Linked DNA regions of Homo sapiens: region 2 is linked to region 1. A link is an interaction called in ENCODE POLR2A ChIA-PET data of the cell type or tissue named here. Cell type or tissue: GM12878. All regions are shown on one strand.

Region 1 (2,500 bases):
TCTTGGCCTCAAGCGATCATCCTGCCTCAGCCTCCCAAAGCAGTGGAATTACAGGCATGAGCCACCACACCCAGTCCCCATTAGATTACTAAACCCATATTACTCCTCCCAGGTGACCATCTTGTCTTGGCTTGAACAATTTAGTGGATGTATCTATTTCCACATACCAAGACAGTCTGTCACCTGTGGATAGCCCTGCCTTAGGCTTTAACGTGGGCAGAAATCTGTTTGCTAGTAATATCTACTCTTTGGTCTTTTTAGGGGTACTTTGTATTCTACATACTTCAGACATTTGAAGATACCCACATCTTCTCCAAGATTTCTCTCCTCTTCAGGTTAAAGTTAGCTGATTATTTTAACTTTTTTTTTTTTTTTTTTGAGACAGGGTCTTGCTCTGTCACCCAGGCTGGCGTACAGTGGCACGATCACAGCTCACTGCAGCCTTGACCTCCCAAGCTCAAGTAATCTTCCCACCTCAGCCTCCCAAGTAGCTGGGACTACAGGCACATGCCACCATGCCCAGCTATTTATAATTTTTAAAGTTTTTTTTTGTAGAGACAGGTTCCCATTATGTTGCCCAGGCGGGTCTCAAACTCCTTAGCCCAATGGATCCGCCTGCCTTGGCCTCCCAGAGGGCTGGGATTACAGGCGTGAGCCACGACACCAGGCCTATTTTAACTCTTACATGACATGACCTCATGCCATGTAAAAGTTAAAGGTGTCTCAGCTGCAAGCCACCAAAACTGACTTTGGGTAACTTAAGTTATGAAAGACAGGAATGTATTGGAAGGATATGTAGTAGGACATAAAACCAAGGAAAAGCTGAAGACTCAGCTCGTTGAAAACAACAGCAGCTCTAGTGCCCAGATATTAGGAATTAGCCTGTGGTTGTGATGAAGGAGCTGCAACTGTTTATTGAACTTTTGTTACTGTGTCATTCAACCTAAGATTCAAATTAAAGGAGGAAAGCATCTATTTGCCTAACATCTGTTGGCCTGACCTGGGCCATGTGCCTACCACCTAGTTGGTCAGGGATGAACTGTTCTCCAAAGCAAAATTGAGCTGTTATCCCCAGAAGAACCTGGATTGGATGCTGGACAGGCCAAAACAACTTATGTCTACTAAATTTTCTCAAAATGTGATGCTTCAAATTCCACATGATCTAGATATGGAGGAGCAACACCAGGGCACTGTCTGCACACATGCTGCATGACTGGGAAAGTGACCAAATGTGTGCCTGTTTCCTGCCGGACAGTGATGGTCACAAGCATATTTGGTTATTCCTATGACAATCAAAGAAAATGTGTGCAAAATGCTTTGTAAACTCGAAGCTAACTGTAGTACTTAATACCGTAAATGCTTGTCACAGCCATTTTATATAGATTTTATTTAATCTTCAAAACTACTCTATTTCTTGATTATATGCTAAATTAAAAAAAACAAAAAACTATGAAGGTGGAGATTATGAGCATAAACTCTAGAGTCAGACTAAGTTCTAATCCTGACTCCACCAATCTTTAGCAAATTACTGTTTCTGTCACTGTTGTCTCACCTGTAAATGGGCATAATACTAGCAATACATAGGGTTGATGTGAGGATTGTGAGTTAATACAAATAAAATTCTTAGAACTGTGACTGGTATATATAGCAAACACCTAATACATATTAGCTATTACTATGAGTAGCACTAATTATTCCATTTTTGCAGGTGAGAGAAATGAGGCATGACAGATAACTTGTAAGTTCTCGAAGTTTACAATGGTAAAGCCAGGCCGGGTGCAGTGGCATGCACCTGTAATCACAGCAACTCATGAGATTAAAGCAGGAGGACCTCTTGAGCCCAGGAGTTTGAGGTTTCAGTGAGCTATGATCATGCCACTGCACTCCAACCTGGGCAACAGAGCAAAACCCTGTCAATCAATCAAGCAAGCAGACAAGCAAGGAAGCAAGCAGCAGAGCCGTAAGTTGAACTTCATTGTTGGTGCTCCGACTACCGTACTGTTTCCAAAAGACAAAAAAAAAAAAAAAAAAAAAAAAAAAAAAAAGTGGTAATTTGACTTTAACCCTATCCTCAAGTCACATAATTAAGGATATTTACAAACGAAACTCAAACACAAGAGAGGGAAAAGGGAAATGATCTGTTCTTTCATATCTTGTTTTTTTTTTTCCAGTTTTTTGAGACAGGGTCTCCCTTTGTCACCCAGGCTGGAGTGTGTGGTGTGTGGTGTGATCACAGCTCACTACAGCTTCAATCTCCTGAGCTCAAGTGATCCTCTTGCCTCAGCATCCTGAGTAGGTGGGACCACAAGCACACGCCACCATATCTGGTTAATTTTTAGAAATTTTTTTGTAGAGGCAGGGTCTCACCATGTTGCCCAGGCTGGTCTTGACCTCCTGGGCTTCAGTGATCCTTCCACCTCAGCCTCCCAAAGTGCTGGGATTACAGACATAAGCCCAGCCTGTTTCATGTCTTTAGAGTGTTAGCTTGCAGGCTAATTAG
Region 2 (2,500 bases), 520 kb after region 1:
GGAATCTTGCTCTGTCTCCTAGGCTGGAGTGTAGTGGCACTATCTCAGCTCACTGCAACCTCTGTCTCCTGGGTTCAAGCAATTCTCCTGACTCAGCCTCCTGAGTAGCTGGGATTACAGGCACCCATCACCATGCCCAGCTAATTTTTGTATTTTTAGTAGAGACAGGGTTTCAGCATGTTGCCCAGGCTGGTCTCGAACTCATGACCTCAAGTGATCCTCCTGCCTTGGCCTCCGAAAGTGCTGGGATTATAGGCGTGAGCCACTGTGCCCAGCCCAGTTTTATGACTGTTTTCTGAATGCAGTTATCTTTGATTCAAATAAAATGTTTTTGAGCTTTTAAGGTATTAAACTAGTGACTACCCTATTTGGCATCGTGATTCAATTTTAAGTTTTTTATCCTTAACTGGAAAGTGAAGGAGTACAGTTTTCTAAGACTAGGTGTCTAGTTATGTGCGTATGAGGTCTCTTTGATCCTGTAACATAAATCAAGTAATTGAAATTTTCTAAAGTATGCTTCAGAATCCTAAAAGTGCTCTAAAATTATTCTAGGACAATACCTTTTACCCTTTCCTTTGCTTAAAACTTTAAATATGGACTACTGAACTTTTATAACAGAGGGATTTATTTATAATGTTATAATAGACATGAGTAGAAAAATGCTATCATCTTTTCTACCAAATTTGCTAAAACTTTAAAAAATGTCATTTTGCTCTAACTTCTCCAGTAGAAACCCTGTTGATAAGTTGTGTATGAGAAATGGACAGCTTGAGGAAGCAAAAACATTAGTGAAATGTGACTTAGAGAACTGTCCCTTTGTATTCAGTACAAATAGATAATTCCAACTGTCAGTTAAGTGCAAAAATGTAACAATGTTACTAGTAATACCAACACAAGTTAAGCTTGCTAAAAATCATTCAGGTACTTTTCTGTCTTAATCAAGAGTTTCAAACGTTCACCCAGTGAGACATAGAGTGAACATCCACACTTGGGATTGGAGAGAGACATTATAAGAGGGTAGCCATTGTAATTATAGTAGCAAATACTACCTACCGGCTTCTAAAAGTGGTGGGATCTTTAGGGGATCTGATTCTTTTGAAATAAATCTCCGAAAGAGACAGCCACTCATTCTGAAATTTTCTCATGGGAGCCTTTAAATCAAACTGATGCTAAAAACAGAGTAACAGAGAAGAATAACCAATTATGACTCATCCAGAGTTTCTTCCCCACTTTTGCTTCTTCGATGTTACCTTTCTTACTCTTCCTTCTTCCTTTCTTTTGTCAGTTCTTTCTTCTTTCATTGTAAACACATAATTATTGAATTTATTTAAAATTTGGATATTCAGCAGAAATTTGGAACTATAGGAGTGAGTAAAATAAGTTTTCTTTTATCATGGAACTAACATTCTAGTGGTAGAGACTGGGATGTCTCTGTCACAAGCATAAAATATGTCAGATAATAACAAGTCCTGTAAAGAAAAGGAAAGCAGGGTCAGGGAACAGAGTGACAGGGGTGGGTTTATTTTAGGTCACGTAATGAGAGAGGGCCTTTTGGAGGAAGTGAATCTTCAAACAGACCTGAATGAAGTGAGGGAGCAACCCACATACAGGCATACCTCGATCGATTGCACTTTGCTTAATTACACTTCACAGATAACGTATATTTTACAAATTGAAGGTTTGTGGCAATCCTGTACCCAAGAAGTTTATTGGCACCATTTTTCTGATAGCATGTGCATACTTTGTGTCTGTGTCACATTTTGGTAGTTCTTGCAATATTTTTAACTTTTTCCTTATTATTATATGTGTCATGGTGATCTATGATCAGTGATCTTAGATGTTACTGTTGTAATTGTTTTGGGGTACCACAAACCATGGCTGTAGAAGACCAGTGAACTTACTGATAGATGTCATGTGTGTTCTGACTGCTTCACTGATCCCGATCTCTCTCTCTCTCCTTGGGTCTCCCTAGTCCCTGAGGGTCAACAATATTGAAATTAAGCCAATTAATAACCCTACAATGGCCTCTAAGTGTTCAAGTGTAAGGAAGAGTCGCAGGTTTCTCACTTTAATTCAAAAGCTAGAAATGGTTAAACTTAGTGAGAAAGGCATGTTGAAAGCCGAAACAGGCTGAAAGGTAGGCCTCTTGTGCCAAACAGTTAGCTAAGTTATGAATGTAAAGGAAAAGTTCTGGAAGGAAATTAGAAGTGCTGCTCCAATGAATACGGGAATGATAAGAATGGGAAACAGCTTTATTGCTGTTATAGAGAAAGGTTGCATGGTCTGGATAGAAGATCCAACTAGCCCCATTATCACTTAAGCCAAAGCCTAATCCAGAGCAAGGTTCTAACTGTCTTTAATTCTGCAAAGACTGAGAGAGAAGAGGAAACTGCAGAAGAAAATCTTGAAGCTAGCAGAGGTGGGTTCATGAGGTTCAAGGAAAGCAACTGTCACCATAACACACAAGTACAAAGTGAAGCAGCAAGTACTGATGGAGAAG

The links. ChIA-PET counts read pairs that join two places held together with the same protein. Peaks named below come from ENCODE experiments on the same cell type or tissue, not always from the same donor. Only the 100,000 strongest peaks of a DNase experiment are listed, where the experiment ranks them.
Region 2: POLR2A ChIA-PET joins it to region 1 with 12 read pairs; 2 of 35 experiments call an interaction of 5 or more read pairs at or near these places.

What each region holds. Positions count from the first base shown.
Region 1 is chr22:40,375,724-40,378,223 of GRCh38, reverse strand. All of the region lies in intron 1 of SGSM3 (small G protein signaling modulator 3), which reads right to left. It also overlaps a transcript of ADSL not described here. Among named protein-coding and RNA genes, the nearest start is that of SGSM3, 6.4 kb to the right of the region's middle. In GM12878, no CTCF peak of the experiment used is centred here; no DNase peak of the experiment used is centred here; H3K4me3 peaks cover 411 bases; H3K27ac peaks cover 342 bases.
Region 2 is chr22:39,859,035-39,861,534 of GRCh38, reverse strand. All of the region lies in intron 3 of ENTHD1 (ENTH domain containing 1), which reads left to right. Among named protein-coding and RNA genes, the nearest start is that of ENTHD1, 33 kb to the left of the region's middle. In GM12878, no CTCF peak of the experiment used is centred here; DNase peaks (open chromatin) are centred at 829, 1,134 and 1,484; H3K4me3 peaks cover 1,270 bases; H3K27ac peaks cover 2,446 bases.